Regions from separate parts of the Homo sapiens genome. Here all the other regions are linked to region 4. The links are chromatin contacts, found by Hi-C or POLR2A ChIA-PET in ENCODE. All regions are on one chromosome and are shown on one strand. Each heading gives the region's core, a stretch centred on a gene start or an enhancer-like site at or near the end of the contact. The rest is flanking DNA. Distances are from core to core; before and after follow the strand shown.

Region 1 (6,071 bases), core at 2,434-4,933, 150 kb before region 4:
GGGAAATCTAAGAAGCTGGATCTACACAAAAATTTCCACAGCTCCCTAGTGGGGTGCCCATTCACCCTCAGACACTGAAGTACAGTGAGCAGGAGGGCAGGGAAAAGAAGGTGGTGGGAGCATCTGGAAACACAGCCTTACCTTCCAGCCCATGAGGCAGCAACTGTTGCTGGCTCTCCTCCTGCCCCAGCTGACTGGGCTGGCTGTCAGTAAATTTCATGGGGGCTGCAGCCCTCACACACCAGGTGCATGCAACAAGGAGGAGGGATGCACCTGTTGGCCCGCAGTGCAAATACGGAGGTCCACCCACCTTGAGTTTGTGAGGGGAATGCATTTGCTCAACCTGTTGGCATCAAACGAATGGAAAAGTGTGCAGCCAAAACTCAAGGAAGAATAAAGAGAATCCATCTGCAGAATGGTGCAGGTGGGAGAGGGGCGTGGCTTGTATGGGCACTGCTTCCCCGCACAACCATGTCTGCCTGCTTGTAAGGTAGGAGGCTGGGGGAGCACAGGGAAGAGATAGAAGTCACATGGCATAGGAGCTCATCACAGTGACATCGTTCTGTCCCACTCTGGCTCACTGCTGGACGGTTCCTTGATTCTGAGCACTCAGGCCACCCAATAGACCCTGCTCAGGCCTAAGCATCCACATGGACATTTTCCATGCAAATGGCCCTGCCTCATGTCCTCTGCATGCACCCTCTGCTGGCCAAGTTGAGCGAGGACATTGTCTTTTGTTGGGAAAGGATACTTTTTAAGTGTTGTTTCTAAATTTTACTACATTTGCTGAAAAGACAGGACAGGAAGCTTTTAAGAATGAACAATCTCCCAGCCTGTGTGGGTTGGTTTGAGCTGTGAGAGGTGCAGCTGGGCTTCCAAGTAGGCTTATATTTCCAGACTCCCAAGTATTGTTCTCAGAAAGATACTAAATAAGACACCCCATACTCATGGGACACTGTACCCATGTCCCCAAGCAAGGCTGCATTCTGAAACCCCCACCCCACCTTATGAACTTCCTAAAAGACAGACAAGCCAACTAGTTGTGTTTCAAACTCTAGGCTCATCTTATATTTTGAGGATAAAAGCAAGGGGTCATTCTCAAAGACACTGAGTATATGGTGACCCCAGCGCATTCACAATCTATGCCTCTGAGACCAGCAAAGATCTCCCTAGCCAGAGACCCAGAACCTTTCCCCACCCTTGGAACTCAAAGGCCTCTCCCCTCTGCACCATCTGGGTCACCTCCTTCTCTGACAAGCCTTCTCAGCAGATTACCCCCGCCACCTGCCAGCCAGGAGCCCCTCCTCTGCAGTGACTGTAGCTGTCTGTCTACCATTTTCAGGCAGCAGGTGGGGCCACCTGGCCTTACCAGTTAGCCTAGGAATGTTCCAAGGCCTAGTCTGCTCTGCATATGTTTTCTAAGATCTGGCCCCTGGGGAAGCAGCCCCTGATGAAGGGGTGAGCAAACCTCACACAAACAGCAACTACTCTGGCTGGGTGCAGTGGCTCATGCCTGTAACCCAGCACTTTGGGAGGCAGAGGTGGGCGATCACTTGAGCCCATTAGACTAGTATGGACAACATGGTAGGACCCCATCTCTACAAAAAATCCAAAAAACTAGCCAGGTGTGGTGGCACACACCTGTAGTCCCTGCTACTCAGGAGGCTGAGGTGGAGGATTCCTTGAGCCTGGTAGGTCAAGGTTGCAGTGAGCTGAGATCACGCCACTGTACTCCAGCCTGGGCAACAGAGCCAGACCCTGTCTCAAAATAAAAAATAAAAATAAAAATAAGACAAGGAAACATCTACAATGCTGCAGCTACCCTCCTCCTCAGCTAGCCAGTTATTACACAAAAGAAACTGAACATGGGAGATAAACCAGCATAAATGCTTCCCCACTGTGGGGTGGTTCTCCAAGCTCATGCTTAGCTGCAAATGAGGTCCAGCATCCTTTGTATCATCAGTGAACAATGAGACAGACCTGCACATCTTGGCAAAAAAAGCTCTTGTGCATGTCCCCAGAGTACCCGCTACCCAATCCAGCATCCAGAGTCCAACCACTCCGGACCCAGGACCAACTGCTCAGGTTCCTCCCAGACCCAAGGCTCCTGGCCCACTGAGAGTGGGAGAAAAAGGGGTAACCTCACTCTGGGCAGGAAGGAAAATTCCATGCTGCCCTAGAGCACTGTGGTGCCAGCAGCATCATCCTCCACAGTCCCACAGTGTGCAGGCGGGGAAGAGACTAAGAGAATCACGGAAGAGAGAAGGAGGTCAAGAATTTAAGAGAAAAGAAAACAGTTCTATTAGAACCCTAAATGCCTTGTAGGAACCTAGTAAAGTCACCAGATGCACCTACACTTCTCCCAGAGACTTGCATTGTTGATTCCTGATTCTTTGAAGTGTGGGCGGGGTTCCCCAAATGGTCCTCCTAAGCCCACCATCTGGAAATAATTTATTGATAAGTGCATTTTGACAAAAAGTATTCCATTCAGGTGGAGAAGAACACAGCCTCTCTTGGAAGGGGGATGCAGCTCCAGGGCAGGCTCTCAAAGGCTGTGGGGTGGGCGGGTCATTGCATATACTCTGGTCTTTGCACTTGGGGAGAGGAGGGATGGTAAAAACCAACGGCCTGAGGTCTGGCATCATGCCCACTGCCCAGGTGTTTCCCTACACCCACCCAGCTCCCTGAATCACAACAGCTAATTTTACTCCCTCTAGACTCTAGTAGAGCTGGGTCTTCTCCTTCTGGCTACGAAATAGAAAGTGCCCCGCACCCCAACACACACACCCCAATCTAAAAAAAATATATATCCTTGAAACCATTTCCCCATCAGCCCATCTTCACATCTGCAATGCCACTCCTAGAAATTCAGTCCTTTGGGTCTTGAAGGGTTTTAGTTCCATAAGTTCCAGGGAGGGGTCTACCTCAACCATTGACAACTCACATCTCCTGAGAAGTTTATCCAAAACTTTCCAACTGCAATCATCGGCGAACAAGGTCCCTCAACAATGGGACCCCAGTTAACGCGAAGGAGGCAGAGCGAGGTAAGGAGCTTAAATGAGGAGTATGGAGTAGGAACAAGTCTGCAAAGCCCGCGCCCCAGCTTCGCCTGGGATGGCCAGGTCTGGCACTCGCGGGCCGCCTTCCCCGCCCTACCTTCCCGGAATCACATTTGGGCTGGAAGGACCTTCACGTGGCACCCCCTTCCCAGAGGCCGTCACCGAGTCCTCTAGCGAGGGTCTGGGAGCTGGGAGAAGGGTCCGCTTCTCCTCCGCCCCTCAAATCAAAGGCACCCCCTTCGGATGATTCCTAGAAAGGCAATCGCATCAGTGTCCCCAAGCACTTCATCTCCCCAAAAGAAAACTCGTGCAGCCTGGCGTCACTGGGGTCGTCTCCTTACGCCCCTGACTCCTCGCCGCACCCCGGGGCCCCTCTCCATTAGGGGAGTCGGGAGGCACAGACGGTGGGGGTCCCAGCCCCCACCCAGAACTCCCACCCTCGGAGCCTTGACTTCCAGGGCCCGCGCCTGGACAAAAGCATGGGGCGGGCTCACTCACCCGCGCGGCGAAGGCGGCCCGGGAGCCGGGGCACCGGCGCTCGGCGGGGCGCCCCGGCCGCAGGCGCACAGCGCGGGCTCCGAGCTCGCTCAGCGCCCTGCTGCCGACCGGGCGGCGCGGGGAGCCCGCGAGGCGCGTCCGGGACTGGGCAGGGCGGGGCGGGGCGGGGCGGGGCGGGGGTGAGCGAACCGGCGAGAGAGAGAGCAAGTGGGAGAGCGGAGAGCGGACGCGCGCTGAGGAGAGCGAGTGAGAGCGCGGCGCTACGGGGTCAGGACTCAAACCACCCGCTCCAGCCCCCATGCACTGATTTGCATGACATTTGCATAGCGCTCGGGGAGTGGACCTGCTGCCCTTCCCGCCACGCCCACCCGCCTTCTGCCTCGGAGTCCGGAGCGGAGAATCCGCAGCCAAACCTAGCGCCAGACCCGGGCCCCCCTCGCACTTATCCTGCACCGCCCCAGTTAACTCCTCGCAGGCGGCGGTCAGCGGGCTGGTACTGTCTTGGTGCGTGTCTTAGTCCTACACTGGGAGACCTAGGCCTTAGGTCGGGGTCTGATGCTAGCTTCGTGAGCGTGCATGAGACACTGGCTGCCTCTGGGCCTCAGTTTTCTAATCTGTAAAATGAAGATGTCAGCGGAACCATGGGGCTAAAGTTTTAGTGCTGGAAGGTTGTCTATGTAGTTTTTTTCAGACATCCTCCAGTGGTGCAACTCAGCCCCATGGTTCCTCTGACATCCTCCCTTTGTGTGTGTTAAGAATCTCTCATTGGTTTGGAAGATACCTACAAAGTTCTTTAAATTAAAAAAGGGGAAAGGGGAGGGGGGGGAGGGGAGGGGGAGGAGGTGTTTCTGGTTTTGGCTTGCTTTATATTTAGTTTGCACCCAATATGAAATATTTTATAGCTTCTGATCTCTTCACTTGGACCTTCTTTTGTTTTTTTTAAAAAAACTGTTTACTGCAGGTTAAGGAGTGTTTTTAAAAATTTTTTAATTGTAAAATAAAACATAAATACAGAAAACCACAAAAAACAAATATATAGATATATAGACTAGTGAATTATTATAAAGGGAACATCCTTGTAATCACCACCTGGATCAAGAAATAGAACTCTGCCAGCCACCCCAGGAGCCTCTCCATGTGCCCTACCTCAATGACAACCCCCTTTCTCCCTCCTCCCAAAAGTAACCACTAACCTGACTTTCATGTAGTCACTTCTGCTGCTTTTGTTTTTCTTGGTATCTTCCAAGGGTGCACCTTACCCCTCCCCCCACTCTTTTTTTTTTTAATTTGATTTGCCTTTTCAGTCTTTTCCTTACAATTATTTGTTAAATAACTTAAGCCCTTGATCTGTGAGGTTTTCCAGAGTCTGGGGGTTGCACATTCATGAGGCAATTCAGCATGTTTCTCTGTCCTCTGTATTGACAGCAAGTTGGCAGCTGATCCAGGGTCTTCCTCAGACTGAAGTTTGATGTCTTTTGTAAGATTATAGATGGTTGTGTGTTCTTTTCTTCAAGAGGTACATGATCATGATGTCTGGTGTTTGCTCTTTTTTGAGGTTAACAGCCGTCGATGCTCAATTCCTAGATTCATTAATTAATTGAAGTTTGCAAAATCATGGTATTCTAATAATTTTGTTTTCATTTATTAGTTCATAAGTGGATAAGGAGATGCTTCCTCTCATCTACTATTTGATTACCCTGAGATAGGAAAGGCACGATGAATACCTGCTTTTTTTTAAAAAAATTACCCAGTTTTCAAGTTAAGGAATTGATTCTCTGTCATTCTTAGATTTCTTTAATATCATTATAAATTCATGAATTTAAATATATTTGATAGGTTTCCATCTACGATATTAGAGCTCAAATTGTCCCATCTTTGGCCAGTAGGAGCTTCTTCAATATGGCTCCTGGCTCCTTTTGATAAGATTCTAGTAGTCTTTTTTTTTTTCTCTCTCTCTCTCTCTCACTAGTGTGCAAAGAGCTTCAAAGACCCTAGAAGTCTTTGATAGCTTCCTTGCTATCTGATATGACAAGATGTTCCAGGCACATCTGTACATTTGCTGCCTCAAACCTGGAATCAGCCATTTCTCCAAGAAGCTCTAGTTTTTTTGTTTTTTCTTTCCTTCCTTCCTTCTCTCTCTCTTTTTCTTTCTTTTTTTCTTTCTTTCTTTCCTTCTTTCCTTCTTTCCTTCTTTCTTTCTTTCTTTTCTTTCAGATGGAGTCTCACTCTGTCACCAGGCTAGAGTGCAGTGGCACGATCTCGGCTCACTGCAACCTCCACATCCCTGGTTCAAGGGATTCTCCTGCCTCAGCCTCCTGAATAGGTGGGATTATAGGCACGTGCCACCACACCCAGCTAATTTTTGTATTTTTAGTAGAGACGGGGTTTCATCATGTTGGCCAGGATAGTCTCAATCTCTTGACCTCGTGATCTGCCCACCTCGGCCTCCCAAAGTGCTGGGATTACAGGCATGAGCCACCCCGCCTGGCCAGAAGCTCTAGTTTCTTTTGTTGA
Region 2 (5,835 bases), core at 2,389-4,888, 170 kb after region 4:
TCCTCAACTTCTCACACACTCCACACCACCCCAGAAATGCAGAAAGATCTTTCCCAATGCCTTAGACCTCTGGCTCCTTGGACTCTTGCATCCTAAAGAGTTTCTGGATTTGTGTTGAACAGCCCACATTTTGTCCTCCCTGGGATCTGTGGAGTCCTAAATTGGGCACCCACAGGAGAGTGACAAGCTAGTTTCCTTTTATACTCTGGAGAGGGAAAAAAGAAATGTAACAAGAAGGATTGATGTTTTGCATTCATTTATTCAAATAATTTTTATTAAGAAGTTACATATGCCAATCACCATGCTAAATGCTGAGAAAATAATACTGAATTAGATGCAATCCTTTTTTCTTAAAGAGTAAAGGATCTTGTGCAGAAGTCAGAACAGTGGCCGGGCAATTACCATGCAGCGATCTAAGTGCTCCATTGGAGGGGTATGTGGCTAGCCTGAGCAATATGAGCCTGTACAGCAACACACATCAGATGGGTAATTGTAGAAGCTTTAGAGAATGTCAAGATCTGTTTCAGCTGTTTGAGGTGGGTGGAGTGAGGCAAGATAGACAAGATGGCCACTGGAAGGCATCATCTATTATTGGATTTGGTTTTTTAGTACCTCTTGTGGGTGAGTTTTGATAGAGCATCCTACCAAGATGCATGTTCTTTTGGCAAGAGTAAGAGGTTCCTGAAAAGGTTTTTCAACCTTCTCTGGTATTTGCCAGATTCCCCATGACCGATCCTCTTCTGCATATGTCTAAATTTTGAAATGGGAAACTAGCATCATAAACAGGAAGGTGGGTGGCTGCAGCAGTGGCTGCAAAACTCAGGTATGCAGTGTGAGAAGATGGTCAGTGGTGTAATGAAAAAAGTACTGGGTTGACAGTAGAAAACTGGGTTCCTAACCTGGTGCTACCACTAGTAAGCCGTGGAATATTTGGTAAGTAACTTCTTTCTGAGCCTCTCCCTCAACTTATAAATGTGGAATAAATCGTCTCTGCTGTCTTAGTTCATTTGGGCTGTTATAACAAAATACCATAAACTGGGTGGCTTACAAACAACAAACCTTTATTTCTCATAGTTCTGAAGGCTGGGAAATCCAGGATCAAGGTGCCTGCAGATTCAGTGTCTGGCGAGGGCATGTTCCTCATGAATAATGCCTTCTGTGTGTCATGGCAGCAGGGGCAAATGGGCTCTCTGGGGTCTTTTTTAAAGAACACTAGTCCCATTCATGAGGGCTTTGCCCTTAGGACCTAATTATCTCCCAAAGGCCTATCTTTAAATACCATCACGTCGTACTTAGAATTTCAACATATAAATTTGGGGCAGGGGGACAGAAACTTTCATTCTGTAGTTCATGCCTTAGAGAATTGTGGTGAACAATGCATGAGAGAATGCATGCAAAAGTGACTCAGCATGTTACATGGGAGGGGTTACATCTGGGAGCCTGAGAGGCTTTTCTAAGTCTGGGGTATATTTTTTTCACAGCTTTTCACATTGAGAGAGCAGAAATTAAGAGCCACCCTACACCATCCCTCTTGGGAGGGTGGTGTAAGTGTCCTTTTGATTTGTGAATCCGTATGTATGGCATAGATAATGCAGGTTAGTGTACTTAATATCTATTCCAAAAACCTCTTTCCTTCCTTTATTATCAAGGATAGAGAGTGAAATACTTAACTTCCCAGCTTCCCTTGGCACTAAGGAAGATGTGACACAATTTTGACTATTGATATACAGGCACAAGCCAATGGGTGATCTTCTCTTCCTAAATAAAGGTAAAGCCATCCAAAGAAAAAGCTATTTGCTTTTCACCCTCCTTCCTCCCTAGAATGGGGATATGATGCCAGGAGATTCTGCAGCCATCTTGTGACCAAGAGACAAAGGCCACGTATAAGACAACAGCCACCATTGAGGCAGCTCTGGAATGCCAGGTCCAACCTCTTACTTAAGACAAATAAGCACCTTACTTGTTTAAGCCATTATGGTAGAGCTTTCCGTGACTCTCTGCCAAATCCTAATGTAGGATTCTGAAGTCTGGGAAGTCCCGGCTGAACTTGGGCTCAGAAGCTGGTGGAGATGCTGCATGGTGCAGGCCATCCCTTCCTTGCAGGAGGAACAATGGCTGTCCTTGACTCCATCTGGCTTAGCTCCTGGTCACTCCAGTGTCTTGGCACTTCCCCTGGAGGACTGGAGCTTTGTGTGTGTTTTCTTTTTTAGGAAATAAGAAAACATCACTAGTATTCAGAAATTTTCCCTTCCTGAAATAGAATCCTTTGGAAAAAAAAAGGATTTAAAATGCTGTTCTCGTCAAAAAACATTTATAAAGTCTTGGTGTATGGTGGCTATGCTGTGGTCTGTACAGGTTGATGGATGTGATCTCCATCCTCCTAGAGCTCCTTGTGGGAAGGCAGATGTGTAGACCTCCCCCTGGGTGCTCCTAATCTAATGGAGGACACTGAGCATAAACAAGTGATAGACCTGGGAGTGTTTGCTTTTTGAGAATGTTTAACTTTTGAGGACTTATAAATTAAGTCTATAAATGCAGCTAAGGGAGTGGTTCCTGTCTTGGGGGAGAAGTGGCTTTTACTTGGGCCACATCTATGTCTCTAGCTAGGTTTGGCCCTTGGAGCCCTGACCAGCAGCTGCTGAAAACGAGGCTCATGCACTCAGCAGTCTGGGGCCAGCTGGAGCCCTGTGATGGGGCCAGGCTGGGCCAGATGCTGGGGCGGAGTGGGAAGCACTTCTTGTCACATCTAATCAGTCCCACTTCTTCCTGTCTCCTACCTCCCTTCACTTGCAGGGGAAAGCACAGCAGCTTCAGAGCTAGCTCAGGTTGCAAGTATGAAATTTTATGTGCTTGGCATGTTTCATCTACATGGAAGTGATTTGGAAATTTTACATTAGGAAAAACATCAGCATGAAGATCTGGAAAGTTCCCTCTTTGTGTAGAGAAGTGGCAGCCACTTCACTTTAGTTTTTTTGTTTGTTTTGTTTTTTTGAGACTGGGTCTCACTGTGTCACCAAGGCTGGATTGCAGTGGTGCGATCACAGGTCACTGCAGCCTCAACCTCCCAGGCTCAAGCGATTTTCCCACCTCACCCTCCCAAGTAGCTGGGACTATAGGTGCGTGCCACCATGCCCAGCTAATTTTTGTATTCTTTGTAGAAATGGGTGTTTCACCACATTGCCCAGGCTGGTCTCAAACTCATGGGCTCAAGTGATCTGCCTGGCTAGGCCTCCCAAAGTGCTGGGATTACAGGTTTGAGCCACCGTGCAGCCTACCCTAGTTTTTTAATGAGAAGTCGGGTAACCTAATTTTCTTTGAACCCTCCCTCCTCCTCCTCCTCCTGGTCTCTTTTCCTTCACCTTCTGTGGGGCTCTCTATCCACCCTTCCAGCCTGCCTGCTCCATTTGTGGTATTTGCTTGTCCCTTCTGTGATTATTTCTTACAACAGATACAATGGGGGCCCTTCCACCATACTTTTGCTTCATCACCTTTTCTTCAAGACACACCTCTTCCCCTCTGGAGAGTACAAAATGTGATTCCCTTAATTCCTGAGAATCTTCTAGAGTCTCTGGAGCTCTCAATGCTGCTGTGGTCCTCTGAGGCTATCCTGCTGCCCTTCTGGCTGTCTGCATCTCATTTGCAGTGTGTCGTGCCAGCTGGCAGGCTGGGCCGTCAGCACTCTCCACTCGCAGCTTTCTTGTTTCCTTTCCTCCCTGACAGTTCTGGTGGTTGCTCAAGTTCCATTAATGTTTTATGTGCTGCCCCCAGGAACCTTGGTTGCAGTACTCTGGGGAAGTTCCCACTCCTCCTTCCTCCTCACTGCAGAACTTTGAGGATAGAGAGATCATTTGTTTCCCAGAAACCTGGTGTCATCGGTCATCAAGCTTCCAATTAGCTGAAACTCAGTGCAGCAGTTTGGGGTGCCAACATTCTCCCTGACCAGGGAGGGAAAGCTCCCAGGGACAGTGATAGTCTGGCTCGTTATCCCTGAGCTGAGAGTCAGCCTTCTCATTAACCCATTCTCCTGGGCTCTTCATTAGCACTTCTGACCAAGACAGGTTCTATTTGATTGTGCCCATTTGGTGGGGATGGAAATTAAGACCAAGGGAACCAGGAGGCTGGGTTTCAGGTCATGTAGTGAGTTGAGGGCAGAGCCAGGCTAAAGCTGATATCTTGTTTTCTGACTACTGGTGCTGTGATTAGCATCTTCTATTGTCCTCAGGGGACTGCTGGAGCCTGCCATGGGCTGCTGCTGGAAGAGAGAGGTTGGAGGGACCCAGGCAGCAGCTTCCATGGCTTTATACGTATTGCTTGGAATAATGTTCCCAAAGCCGAGTGATAAAGAAAAATAATAATAATAGGGCAATAACTAACACTGACCTCCTCTATGCCAGGAATTGTGATAGGTGCTTTCTGTCTTCCAGTAACCTACCAATTCAGGAGTCTTCCCATTTTACAGTTGAGGATTCTGAGACTCAGAGACATTAAGTAATTGCCCTCCAAAGGTAGCTAACAAATGGCAATTAGCCTTTCTACCTTACACTCAGAGTCCTGCTAGATCTATGTGAGCAACACGGGTTTGAATTGCGTGGGTCCACTTATACATGGATTTTTTCAACCAAATGCAAATTGAAAATACAATATTTGCAGGATGTGAAGCTCTTGTATATGGAGGGCTGTCTTTTCAAATATGTGAGTTCCATAGGGTCCTCAACTGCAGGACATGAGTATGTATTCTTGGGTTTTGGTATACGCGGAGGTCCTGGAACCAAACTTCTGTGTATACTGAAGGGCCACTGTAATTGCAACCTCTTCAAAAATGGGAATCCCCTGTAGATCTCTGTTCTAAGTATTTTTCTGTTCTCTGGCCAGTCAACCTTACATAGGTTTCTTCATAGGACCCTTTAATTGCCACAATTATTGTTTTGCTCTTATGCTTTTATGAGTCTGTTCATTATGCTTTTATGAGTCTGTTCAGCTCTGGCAAACACAATTCTTTAGACTCATTGAATCTAAATATAAATGTAGATACCAAATTTTCTACTTTTAAAAATCTTCTAAACCAAATGGGATGATCAGCCAGGTTTAGGAACAAACTGCTGTGGGCTACAAATTAAAACACTAATTTCTTTATTTTTCACATGGGGATTATTCTCCACATGTGGAGTGTTTACTTTAAAAGAAAAAGAAATGAATGCAGGCTTACTGCCTGTAACCACTCCATAAGCTTCTATGCTCCTTTCTCCAGATATTGGATTGGTGCATACTCATCTAATTAAGATGCACTTTGATTCAAGAAGTTAAATGTTGTGTAGATCAAAGAAAAAAATTCCAGTCATTTATCTTTGGCTTTGGAATTCATCATGTGATTTTATCTTCAGCTTTGGATTATCTGTGCTGCTGCATTAATGTGCTAACTGCACGTTTTTCTTTTTTTAAAATAATCCCTGTTTTAGAATTTACCTCAAGGGACCTGTGATGCCTCCCCCATCTCTTAGTTTAAAAACTAAATCTCTAAGGTCTTTCTTTCCAAAGCTGTCCTCCGCACTGCTCCAGAATTTAACTGCCTCCCCACCTAAAACTAGTATTTTCTTTCCAAATTATTTCTTATCAGCTTATTAGGAGAACTCCTCATGGAACTGTCAGAAGGTTGAGCTGTGTTAAGGGAGACATACTTCTTCCTCATTCCCTTGTGTCTTTGTAACATTTGCTTTTACTGTTTCAAGTTTTTGTTTGCAAAGTCTGCAATCCAGGAATTATTTCCTTATTATTGGTCCTGAAATTCCAACAAAACAGCGTCAGGACATAGTGTTGCCTTGCCATACTGGTCCAAAT
Region 3 (6,231 bases), core at 3,551-6,050, 220 kb after region 4:
ATGAATATATGTGCCTAACAGTGTGACAAAGTTTTGGCCTATATTTTTAAATTAGAAAGATATTTCTTTTACTGGAGAAAGTAAGTGCAGAAAAAATATTTTAAGAGTTTTTTAAAGCTCTTGTAACTGCACCACCTAGAGATAATAACAATATATTAACATATTTCCTTCCTATCTTTTTTTAGAGGTTTGTTTTTTTGAGACGGAGTTTCACTCTTGTCACCCAGGCTGGAGTGCAATGGCGTGATCTTGGCTCACTGCAACCTCCGCCTCCTTGGTTCAAGCGATCCTCTTGCCTCAGCCTCACAAGTAGCTGGGATGACAAGTGCCCACCACACGTCCAGCTAATTTTTGTATTTTTAGTAGAGATGGGGTTTCACTATGTTGGGCAGGCTGGTCTGGAACTCCTGACCTCAAGTGATCCACACACCTCAGCCTCCCAAAGTGCTAGGATTACAGGCGTGAGCGACCGCGCCTGGCCTAGAGCTTTTTAAAAACAGAAATGGACTGTATTGTTTCTTCAGTTTTGCTGCTTGCTTTATTCCAGTTAGCATTATACTATAGGAATATTTTCATAACATTAAAAACTTTTCATGTGTAATAGTGTGTCTTGGGATGCATCATATTTAATTAACCATATCACTGGGCATCTAAGTCGTTTCCAGAAGTTCAGTGTTGTAAGTAACCCTCAGTAAAAATCTTTTTATGTAAACCTTTGTCTGTATCTTAAGTGGTTTCTTCGAGATAAATCTGTAGCAATCATGGGCTTTTTTTAGTTGTTACATATATAATTTTTTTTTGCTTTTTAAAAATTGATACATAATGTACATATTTATAGGGTGCATATGATATTTTGATAGATGTATACAATGTGCAGTGGTCAAATCAGAGGCATTGAGATTTCCATCATCTCAGAAATTTATCATTTTTTTTGTTGGAAACATTCCAAATCTTCTCTTATAGCTATTTTGAAATATATTATAAATTATTGTTAACTAGAGTCACTCTACTGTGCTATCAAACACTAGATCTTATTCCTTCTATGTAACTGTATTTTGTACCTATTAATCACCCTCTTTGTTCCTTCTCCCTTCTCTTCCCAGCGTCTGGTAATCATCATTGTATTTACTACCTGTGTGAGTTGTTTTTTTCTAGCTCCCACATATGAGTGAGAACACACAATATTTGCCTTTCTGTACCTGGCTTATTTCACTGAACATAATGTCCTTCAGTTCCATCCATGTTGCTGCAAATGATAAGATTTCATTCTTTTTATGGCTGAAGAGTACTCCGTTGTGTATTTATATCACATTTTCTTTATCCATTCATCTGTTGATGGACAGTAAGGTTGATTCCATGTCTTGGCTATTGTGAATAGTGCTGCAGTAAACATGGGAGTGCAGGTATCTTTTTGATACACAGATTTCCTTTCTTTTGGCTACATACCCAGCAGTGGGATTGCTGGATCATACGGTAATTTTATATTTATTTTTTTGAGAAACCTCTGTACTGTTTTCTGTAGTTGCTGTACTAACTTACATTCCCACCAACAGTGTATGAGTGTTTCCCTTTTTCTGCATCCACCTCAGCATCTGTTATTTTCTGTTTTTTTTTGTCATTGTTGTTGTTTTTTGTTTTTTTTTAGTAGCCATTCTAAATGAGGTGAGATGATATCTTATATGGTTTTGAGTTGCATTTCACTGATGATTAGTGATGTTGAGTATGTTTTTCATGTACCTGTTGGCCATTTTGTATATCTTCTTTTGAGAAATGTCTATTCGGATCTTTTGCCCATGTTTTAATCAGATTACTTATTTTATGAACCTTTTTTTAAAGCTGGTGGGACAACTCACCAAATTTATTTCCAAATTTATCAATTTATACTCCCAGTATGACTTGCAATGTTTGTCTTTCTGTGCCTGGCTTATTTCACTTAACATAATGTCCTTCAGTTCCATCCATGGTCATGCAAATGACAAGATCTCATTCTTTTTATTGGCTGACTAGTACTCCATTATGATTTCCTTTCTTTTGGCCATATACCTAGACATGGGATCGCTGGATCATATGGTAGTTTTATTTTTACTTTTTGAGAAACCTCCGTACTGTTTTCCAATGAGATTTCCTATTCTTTGCATTTCCCTAAATTTATTTGCTCACCATTGCCCAGGCACCATTGTGCAAACATTCTTATCACCATCATCAATGACCCTAACTTAGGGCCATATATTGTGTACCTAAACCTTATCCTGACTTTGGAAAGACTAAAGGGATTGGTCACAGGGCCTGCTCTGCAGGGCCTCCCAGGCAAGGATTCCTTTTACTTTCCTAAACTAATATGGCCCCTTAACAGGGAGCGCACATTAAAGTTAGGATCTGATATGAAATCTAAAAAGGGCTTGCTTGTTTTTTTTTGCCCTTGGTGATTCTTTAGTTTTGCCTCTGGATGTGTTTCAGCTCCTTGGCTGGTTGTGTAGTCAGTTCTGGCATGGCTTAAAGTGGTTAACCTCTTTTGTGTTTATCAGAACTGGTGTCCTTATCTGCCTTTTATGGAGAAAGGCCTTTCTGGGCAGCAATGTTGAATGAGCCTGGAAAGCCTAGATGTGGTCATTTAATTTCTCTTTTAGGCTACTGTTGTCTATGGCTCACCAAGAGCAGGCTGATTAGGAAGCTGAAGTGTCTGGTGTCACCTTGATTAGGTCAACTTCAATGTCAGGTGAAATAAGATCCAATGCATTCAGGTGTTTCTGGAGTTTGTGGTAGGTAATCAGGATGAGTTAAATTTAGCTGGGATTCATTTGGCTGGAATATTGAAAATAAGAGAGTTCCCTGAATATAGATGCTGGAGAGACAGCCTAGCATCTGGGGAAAAGGATGTGTTTTTCAGTTATGGGGATCCAGATTTGGGGCTGTTTCTCTTTCCCCCATTACATATCATTTTCACTGTGTTTTCTATTTCTCTCTTTACTTATCATTGGTTAAGTCTGATTATGTGCCCTTCACTGATGTTTGGGGTTGAGTATGTTTTCAGGCATATATTTGATACGGACACTCTATGTTACGACACTTCAGTTTTGTAGAGACTGCCTTTATTGTACACTCTTCTGGCAGTTTAGGTGTGCTGCCACCAAGTGGTAGAGTACCTGAGCTCAGTTGCCCAAGAAGACATAGATGGGTTTTGTCAGAGGCTCCAATGGTTCTATTCTGGTTCTCTCCTCATTAAATCTGGGATTTTCCAAGCTTTACTGTTTAAAATTTTATTGAAACACTGAAATTTAAGCAACCAATAAGCAAGGATTACTCTTCTTCAACTACAAGTGAGTTTGATACAATCTTTCTCAAAGAACTGTAGTAAATGATAGATAAAATAATGTTTGTGAAAATGTTTCACCTGCTATGTTGAAACTGGGAATTTTATAATAATGCTATTTTGGGGATATAAATAGTGTGGTGTTTCTATAATAATTCTTTTTAAAATAAAATCAAATTTAAAAAAACTAAAACACTAACAAAAAACATTCCTGTTGGTTTTGCCTTCATCTTTGGTAGATCTGAAGTTGCAGTGCCCCAAGCGAACTTATCTCTTGGAGCTCCCACTGTCCCCCTGACCTTTTTCATCAGCCACAAACATTGAAGATAAAACATTGAAGATAATTTGTCTTTTCAGACCTTCCTTTCCAGACAATATTTTCTTTCTCTCAACATGGAAGATGAGTACAAGAAAAACAAAACTATCTAGGGTTTCTGTTGCAGAGAATTTAGCTTGGGTGTAGGCACTCATCAGTTGCAGAAGATTTCTGTACCAGTTTGCCTCTGTCACTTGTATTGAAAAAAAAAAGTCTCCCCCTCGCCTTCTCCACCCCATCTCATGTTTTCTTAGATTGCTTTAGAAAAAAAGATTTATTCAGAATTTTGTTCTCAAAAGTCCAGCATTACCTAAACAAAACAAGTGATTTGAACAGCATTTAAAGATTTTTGAATCTGGAAAACTCATATAATGGGGGTGAGTCCCATCCCTTCTATGAGATCTGAGTGTCCTGAGAGAAACCACACAACTTTCTCTCTGATAGGTGGTGAACCTCTTGCAGGTTGGAATGGTTGGTTTTGTTTCTTGCCCCTGAGGGTGTGGAGCACCACCTTGCAAACTGGCTGAATTCAATTAGACTGGAGGCTCCCCAAGGAAAAAGGAGAGGGCTTCACCCCCCCCATACTCCTTAGGGCCAATGCCGGGATCTCTATTTCAGACATGAAGTACCTGAGGCCAGACTGAGGTTTCCTTCAGGAGGTTCTCTTTCCTCTGTCCGGGGCTGTGACCACAGGGGGTTACCCAGGCCAGAGGTGGGTGGACTGGCACTGTGGCAGAGTGGGGCAGAGCCTTCTGCCAGGGGACGGAGCATGGATGTACCTGCGAGGGAACTAGCAGTGGACTCAGTCTCACCAAGGAGCTATATTCTTGTTTCTAAATTAAGCAAGTATGACAGCCAGCCCCATTTCTCCTGGAACTTAGATGGGAGCACTTTGTCAGCCATGGTGACTCAGCAAGGATGAATGTTTTTCGGATAATTTACTGACGTAATTCAAGCATGTGTCCTGATGGCCCTGGCCCCTCTTTCCTTTTCTCTCAGAGCCTCCTTCCTCTCTGCATTTCCCATTTGTTCTAGGTCAAGTGAGGACCAGCCTTGGTTTTGAGAGCTACTAAAAAACTCTAAAATCAGTACATTTTTCTCCCTTGCATCTCCCAGACTGTTCTGTCCGGAGCTGGAATTTTATCTGTTTCCATCGCTAGTAATGCATGTGCCAGGTTTTGGCCTGGTGCCTGAGACAAGGTCTGAACCTTGTCCTGTGATGCACTCCACCCTGGTTCCCTACACAGGAAGAGAATGTCCTGGATCTCCAGACCATAAGCTGTTTTCCTTTGCAGGAAATTCAGGCTTCACCCTCATTGGCTGAAGAGAAACTCCCTGTTTTGAACTTGGAGGAAAGCAAGACCATTCCTCACCCTCTTGCAGCTCTGACTATGAAGGAGTGCTGCATTGGGAAGATTGCACATTGGTTCAGATTTAATTCTGTGGATACACAGGACACTTGTTTAGTTCTTACATACACACAAACTCAGAGGGAATGGTCAAATGATCTCTTGGCTGAATTTGCAGATTAATGGGGTGGGGAATGGGGGAGGGACCCAGTTCTTGCCTTCAGGAGGTTTGTGGTCTGGTTAAGGTTTCAGAATCCACAGGAGAAGACAAAAACTGAAAGCTTCCAAGGCAGCAGCCACACAAGCATGTCAGTTAAATGGACGTAATCAGACATAATTTACTGGTGGTAAAAATCTGACCTGGATTGTAAAGGAAATAGATGAATTGGAATTCTGGAGCTTAAAGGCAGGAAGAAGCTGTAGAGGTCTGCCAGGCCAACTCTTTCTTTTAAAAAGAGTAGAATGCTGTCTAAAGGGGTCCAGTCATGGGCTCAGGGTCCTCCAGCTGGCTAGGGTACCAGTCCTGAGCTTGCTGCAATCATACATACACTGCCCCCTAACATAGACCCTGCCTGTGGGACAGCAGGGTGCCTAGAGCAGCATGCACAGGATAAGGGCCTCTATGAAGTCATATGTGGAGGGATTCTTCCACCCTATATGTGAGCTTCCTGAGCTTCTGAGCTAGTTATGCATGGGGGCAGCCTAGTTTATTCTGATTTGGAGCAAAGACCTGGAGCCCTTGGTCCTCCCTGTTCCATTTCAAGATCCAAACATGCAAGCCTTCACCTCCCACAGGGCTCCCCGACTCCAGCTCTTTGACCTCCCTTGTAATTCCCAGGTTCCCACTAGTGTCTGAGCCATCACAAGGTTTTTCCTCCATGTAAACCATGGGGATCTCATCAGTCCCCTCTGCCAGGGCAACCCTGGCTGTGTGTCAGAGGGAAGGCAGGCTAGCTAGAGGGTAACAGCCGCCTGCCCTGCAGGAAATAGAGCTCCTGCACTGGTTGGTAAAACCCAGTGGGCATGGCCTGGGGGGGGTGGCTTTGTGTGGCGTGTTGCATTGTGTGTTGGTGGGGATGGTTGTGCATGTGTCTGCGTGCTGCAGGCAAAGAGCACTGGGCTTTCAAGAATGTGACTGCTACTTAAGGAGAAAGAGGAGGAGGGAAGGAGAGGAGGTGTGTGCAAGCCACAGCAAGGACTGTTTCCTGGAGGAAACATGTGGTTTATTAATGAGGATTCCACCTGGCCTGCCAGGA
Region 4 (6,023 bases), core at 1,856-4,355:
TTTTTATGTAATGTGTTTTCATTTTTATTCACTTTGAGATTCTTTCTAATATCCCCCTTTTAATTCTTTTTTTGGTGGGGGTGGCAGGGGACAAAGTCTCACTGTGTCACCCAGGCTAAAGTGCAGTGGCACAATCTTGGCTCACTGCAACCTCTGCTTCCTGGGTTCAAGTGATTCTCATGCCTCAGCCACCAGAGTAGCTGGGATTGCAGGCAAACGCTACCATGTCCGGCTAATTTTTGTATTTTTAGTAGAGATGGGTTTTGCCCTGTTGGTCAGTCTGGTCTTGAACTCCTGGCCTCAGGTGATCCCCTGGCCTCAGCCTCACAAAGTGTTAGAATTATAGGCATGAGCCATGGTGCCCAGCCCATCCTTTGAATTCTTAGTAGCTCATGTGTTATTTAGAAGTGTGTTATTTACTTTCCAAATATTTGGGAGGTTTTTCTAGATTCTTTTTGTTATTGATTTCTAGTTTAATTCTATTGTGGTCAGAGAACATACTCTGATTTTTTTTTAAAAACCAACTTAGGTATAATTTATGTACCTCTTTGCATGATTTTAATCCTTTTAAATTTATTGAGATTTGTTTTATGGCTTAGTGTATGGTTTATCTTGACAAATGCTACCTGTGCATTTGAAAAAATGTGTATCTGCTGTTATGGAGTGGAATATTCTATAAATGTCAGTTAGGTTAGGTTGGTTGATAACATTGTTCAAGTCTTCCATATCTTTACTGATGATCTGTCTCCTTATTCTATTAATTACTGCATTTTACAGATATTAAATTATCTGACTATAATTATAAATTTTTATATTTCTCCTTGCAATCCTATCAGTTTTGCTTCATGTACTTTGAAGCTATCTTATTAGGTGCAAACACTCTTAGGATTGTTACGTCTGCTTGATGAATTGAAATGTTCCTCTTTATCCCTGGTAATATTCTTTGCTTTGAAGTCTTCTTTGATATTAATATAGCCATGAACACTTAACATTTTAATAGAAGTTGCCAAATTTCCTCTCAAAAAAAGTTTGTGTCATTACATAAGGTGTTCCCCCTTTCTTGTCTATATCTTGAGATTTTGATATGACCCTTCCTCTAAACATGTAATGTTTCTTCTGAATTGTGATGAGCTAATGCCTTGCCAGGCCACTGGTTCTTTAGCTGCACAATGGTGGCAATTAATTAATAGCAGCTCTGCCATCACATATGTGTGTGCGGGGGTAGGGGAGCAGACCAGGGGTTAGGCAAAGGATTAAGGGGAAGGAAGATTTTGAAAAGACAAATGAGAAGTATTTTCATTGTCAGAAAAGGCATAGGCAAAGGGGCATCTTAAGCCAGTTCAAGATACTAGGGCCAGATGAATTAGATCTCAGGGCAGTGAACTTGTGATGTCAGAGTCACTACAGAGGTCTGATAGATGTACTCAAGGTTGGAGACAGGTCTGATAGGTGTATCCAAGGTTGGAAACAGGTACTTTTTTTTAATGGGTGAAAAAAAATTAGACTGTTTGTGTCAGTGAAGAACGTGATGCGTACAGGGAGCCAGAAAGTGTTCACTAAAAACTAATTTAATTCATTTTATTTGCTACAAGTTTACACAGTTGGTGGATCTGCATAGGCCCCAGTTGCCTTGGCCCCCAGAGAGAGGTGGAACCAAACAGGTTACTAGAGACAAACAGATCCAGGAGATTCTGTCTGATGGGTTGCAGTCATTAACTTCAGACCAGTACCTGGTTTTCCTATTAGGCGTGTTTTAACACATTAGGTCAGGCCACCACTTCTCCATCTGTCTGGATGAGGCAACAGCGAACAGCGCTCAGCAGACCTTATTAAGTACTCAGGTCTTAAAGACCCTCTGTTTGGTGGGCTCTGTAGTCACTAGAACCATAAACACACTACTGGCTAATTATTGTTTAATTATTGCTTAAAAACTGATGGGCACAATACAATCACCGCATTAATTACCCCATACAGCATCTGTTTTCTTTTTTGCAGCCATCCCCATTCCTCCCCAGCCCCTCTCCCCACTTTAATTGAAATTCAGCTTGCTGTAACACCTCCTTCCTCCTGGCCAACTGGATCTCTCCATTCACATGAGGGAGAACAAAACCGAGAAGGCCCCAGGGATTAGAGAGTTTTGACAGCTGTCCAAGAGGAGCGCGGAGATACGGGCCAAGTACGGAGGCAGGACAGAGACAAACGAGGGACAAGAGAGTGACGGAGGGAGGGAGAGATAGGCAGGGAGACATCACAGGAGCATTAAACTGGACAAAGAGTCACAGAGACAGGCGGAGATGTTTAAAGGGGCGCTGAAAAGGGGAAAAGGACGAGAAAAGATAAAAAGGAGAGAAACTGTGGCGAGCTGGTGAGGAAAATGTGAGAGGCTCAGGAGGGCAGGGAGACAGAAGAGAGCTCGTCAGGAAGGAGGGGAAGAAAGGCCGGCCTCTAGGGACAGGTCAGTCCAGCTTGGAGACCGATCTGAAGATCCAGAGAAGGCGGGCGGGCAGCCTGGTGGTCCCCTCACACACCTGGGAGTGGAGTGGACGGAGGAGGTGGCCGCGGGGCCGGGAGGAGCACCGGCGGCGCGAGCGGAGAAGCTGAGCGCGCAGCGCCCGGGCCGCAGAGCCCCCTGGACAAGCCTGGCGTGTGCCCTGCAGCCCCGGGCTCGCCCGGCGGCCCCGCCCCCTCCCTGGCCCGGGCTTTTCCTGCGGAGCTCAGGAAGCCGGCCTAGCACAGCCTCGAACAATAGCTCGGGACTCGGGCTCCGCTCCCCGGGAGGCCGGCGCGGGGCCGCTGGGACTGGGGGCGTAGGCGCCGCCGGGGGCCCGCAGCGAGCCCTCGGCCCCGGCCGGAGCTTCAATTCAGCTCGGCGCTCCCGGGGTCATTGTTGGCCGGGACTGAGGGAGCGGGAGCCGGGGGAGGAGCTGGGGAGGCGGCTGCTGCGGCGGCGGCGGCGGCGGGAGCCAGAGGGGGAGCTAGAGAGCGAGCGAGCGAAGGAGGGAGGTAGCGAGTGAGCGAGTGAGCGAGGGAGGGAGGAGGTAGGGAGACAGGGAGGGTGGGAGGGAGGAGGAAAAATAAAGAGGAGAGAGCGGAGCAGGGCTGAACAATAGAGACAGGCAGACGGGCGAGCAGGAGAGCCAGCTGCCGCTGCTGGGGGACAGCGGGCGCCCAGGCAGCCCGCACCCCGGCCCCGGGCCCCGGCCCCAGCCAGACAGCAGGCGGCCAGCGCCCTGGGGAAGGGGTACCATGGGGGAGCTGGCGGCAGGCACCCCCAGCCCGCCGCGCGCCTCCGCCTGAGGGAGGCTCAGCGTCCTCTGCCCCAGCCCCGCCGCCCAACGCCCGCCCTCGAAGCTCCGCGGCCGCCAGCTCTGCGGCCGCAGCAGCTGCGCCCCGCGCCCTCCGCCCACCGGGCGCCGAGCAGCCCTCGGCCCCAGGCTTCTTCGGCTCCCGGCTGCCCGCGGACGCCCTCCCACAGTCATGAACCCCCCTGAGGGAGCAGCGGAGGAAGGAGGAGCAGCAGACTCGGACGTGGACGCCTTTTTCCGGACAGGTAAGCCGGGCAGGGCGCGGGGGGCCAGGGCTGAAGGCTACTGCCTCGGACGCGGCGTCTCGGACAAGTTTGGGGAAGGAGGGCTGTTGCTGCCGCGTGCGTGTTGGGGGGCAGTGCCCCCTCGGCGTCGGGGCTGGAGTTGCCGAGATTCTGGTTGTTATGGCAGTGCTGGCTGCGTCTGGGGAGGGCGTGGGGGCTGGGAACTCCGCGCCCCTCCGCCTTCACCCCAGTTGCGGGAGTCTGTGTTGGGGAGGTGGGAGGCGGTCCCCTCGGACCGCCTTCTCCCAGAGCGCGGGGATGGGCGGTGTTGGCTCACTTTGCAGCGCGCCGCTCCGGCTACCGGCGTCCCGGCCCCTCCCTTGGCTCCCCCTCCCCTGTGCCTGTCAGCGGGGCTCCCGGCGGCCGCCCTGGGTCGGCACCCCTCCTCGCCGTCGGGGGCCCGGGGCCCTGATGTGCACAGAGGGGCGGCGGGGACCCGGAGCCGCGCCGGCTGCAGACTGACAGGAGTGGGGCGGAAGACATCGGTCTCGCCTGGTGCGTGTGGGGAGCTGGTCCCTCTGACTTGAGAGGCAGACCCAGCTGGGAGGGCGGTGGGCGCCTCGGACCTCCCCCTTGTCCTCCTCTTCAGTTCTGGGAACGGAGGAGCTATTCATAAGAATTACTCATTCCTGGAAGTGTGAGTTAGCGTCCCTCTCATACACACCCACTAAGTCTCTGCTTGCTGTGAGGTGTAGAGCCCTGAGATGTCTTTCTAGCTCTTTGCGCCCCTGCCATCGTCCAAGTCCCGGGTCCATTGCTCCTCCTGCTCCCTGGCTACACAGTCCCTCCCTAGAACCGGCACTGACCACCCTTATCTTCCACCACCTGTGGCCCTGTTTCTCTGATGGCCAGGGATTCCCCGTCTCCCTGTACCTGTGGCTTCCACCAGCTTCTGTGTGTAGCTCCCCATCTCCCCACATGTCTGAAACAGTTTTGTCTGGAATCTTTGTCCCAAGGAGTCCAGTAAGTTACCGGGGCCCCATGCATCTGCTCTCCCTTCTGGAAAGTTGGATTAGAGGACATGAACTGGTGGGGGTCAGGGGTCAGGTTAGCTCTGGAGGGTCTCTGCACATCCATCTGTTTCCTAACCCTGTTACCTTGCCCTGGAGGTCATCTCTAGGGAAGGGGGTGGGGTGCTTTGCGGGGGAGACTTGTGGCTTTGGAAGTCAAGACTTGATTGGCTCATATGTTCATTCTCTAGTTGATGTGCAGAGGAAAAAACTGGAGGACAGGAGCTGGTGCCAGGGTCTGGGGAAATCAGAGGGAGCCCTGTCATTCTATTCTGCTTCCCAGGTCTAAGCCTTCTTTCCTTTTCTTTCTTCCTCCTTCCTTCCCTCCTTCCTCTTCCGAGACATGGATTCTATTTTCTTTCTTCTCTCTCTCTCTCTCATACACACACAGCCCAGCACCCAAAAGCATGGATTCTAAAGAGGTGGAATCTAGGGAAAAGGTGGTTCTGGGGGCTAAGTGATATTCAGAAATACTCATTATGAGGCAGAGGAGGGGAGATATGGGAATTCATAACTGGGACTAGAAACAAATTGACCAGTCAATCAAAAACCCAGCTGACCCCCCTTGCCTCCCAACTGGGGCAAAAGTCTGCATTTTCTTAGCTCTGAGGGAAAAATCTTGAAGTGTGAGCCTTCCCACCTTCCCTTTCTGGACTCCACTTTTACCTTTTGGTGCCCACTCCTCTTTCCCCTTTCCTATCATCCAAACACTAGGTCCTGTTCATTTTCTGTTCCAGGCACCCGTAGCAGAGCTCAGTTCCTGGAGGCTTGCTTATTTCTGATAATAAATTCACACAGTGTTAATGGCCAATAATAGTCCAATGTGTTACTTTTCCCAGGGCCTTTCAAAACACAAGGTGTGGCACACATTATCTAACCCTGGCTCAAATCACAGAATAAATAGCAGACTGGGGTCAGTCTCCTGTGGGATTCCTATGTTGGGGATATTCTCCCTCCTCCTTGGGCAGCCCAGTGGCTGAGCTAAGTCTGATGTGCACTTAGTATCAGAGAAAGGTTAAGTCATTGGTGCATGAGGCTGGAAATGACTGATGACCTGTAACATGTTGCAAGAGGGGGTAGGTCAAGGACTACATCCACCCTGTGTGGCCCTCTATGCTTGGCTCACTGACTGTCACCACACTTCTGGTCTCTAGCCTAGGCTCTTGCTGGGGATTCTTCTTCTTCTTTTTATTTTTATTTTTTGTTGTTAATTTTTATTTTAGGTTCAGGGGTACATGTATGGGTTATATAGATAAACTGTGTGTCACAGGGGTTTCGTATACAGATTATTTCATCACCTTGGTAATAAGCATAGTACCTGATAGGTATTTTTTCTGATTTTCTCTGTCCTCCCACCTTCCACCCTCAAGTAGGCTCCGGTGTTTGTTATTCCTCTCTTTGTGTCCATGTGTTTTCATTGTTTA

What was found. Hi-C counts contacts between places; a loop is a spot of excess contacts on that map. ChIA-PET counts read pairs that join two places held with the same protein, here RNA polymerase II (POLR2A). Pooled maps may share reads with other maps.
Region 1: a loop to region 4 is called in a pooled map, with 4 times the contacts of the local background. The contact joins the promoter of MYLK here to the promoter of KALRN in region 4. A Hi-C loop is called at or near these places in 5 of 50 pooled maps. POLR2A ChIA-PET finds 5 or more read pairs at or near these places in 2 of 52 experiments (BJ and WTC11).
Region 2: a pooled map shows a loop between it and region 4 (2.3-fold over the local background). The contact joins the enhancer-like site here to the promoter of KALRN in region 4. A Hi-C loop is called at or near these places in 2 of 50 pooled maps. POLR2A ChIA-PET finds 5 or more read pairs at or near these places in 3 of 52 experiments (GM12878, Panc1 and SK-N-SH).
Region 3: a map of spleen shows a loop between it and region 4 (3-fold over the local background). The contact joins the enhancer-like site here to the promoter of KALRN in region 4. A Hi-C loop is called at or near these places in 6 of 168 maps with a recorded cell type or tissue (Caco-2, cardiac septum, heart left ventricle and 3 more), 1 of 37 single-sample maps with no recorded cell type and 11 of 50 pooled maps. POLR2A ChIA-PET finds 5 or more read pairs at or near these places in 3 of 52 experiments (A673, AG04449 and activated CD4-positive, alpha-beta T cell).

Annotation. Positions count from the first base shown.
Region 1 is chr3:123,880,649-123,886,719 of GRCh38, forward strand. It overlaps MYLK (myosin light chain kinase), which reads right to left and starts at 3,684. Exons shown (of 34, transcript NM_053025.4): 1 at 3,558-3,684. It also overlaps a transcript of CCDC14 not described here. RefSeq lists a silencer at 3,564-3,723.
Region 2 is chr3:124,199,278-124,205,112 of GRCh38, forward strand. The region is part of intron 1 of KALRN (kalirin RhoGEF kinase); the gene reads left to right. Among named protein-coding and RNA genes, the nearest start is that of MIR5002, 69 kb to the left of the region's middle. Within about 2 kb of position 3,639, at least 7 of the 41 ENCODE cell types and tissues checked have a DNase peak (open chromatin) inside an H3K27ac peak, as active enhancers do.
Region 3 is chr3:124,244,056-124,250,286 of GRCh38, forward strand. All of the region lies in intron 3 of KALRN (kalirin RhoGEF kinase), which reads left to right. Among named protein-coding and RNA genes, the nearest start is that of MIR5002, 110 kb to the left of the region's middle. RefSeq lists an enhancer at 3,782-4,981. Within about 2 kb of position 4,801, at least 20 of the 41 ENCODE cell types and tissues checked have a DNase peak (open chromatin) inside an H3K27ac peak, as active enhancers do; they include heart left ventricle, psoas muscle and spleen, where a contact is called at or near this core.
Region 4 is chr3:124,030,264-124,036,286 of GRCh38, forward strand. KALRN (kalirin RhoGEF kinase) reads left to right here and starts at 3,106. Exons shown (of 60, transcript NM_001388419.1): 1 at 3,106-3,550. The coding sequence starts at 3,478. RefSeq lists a silencer at 2,622-3,081.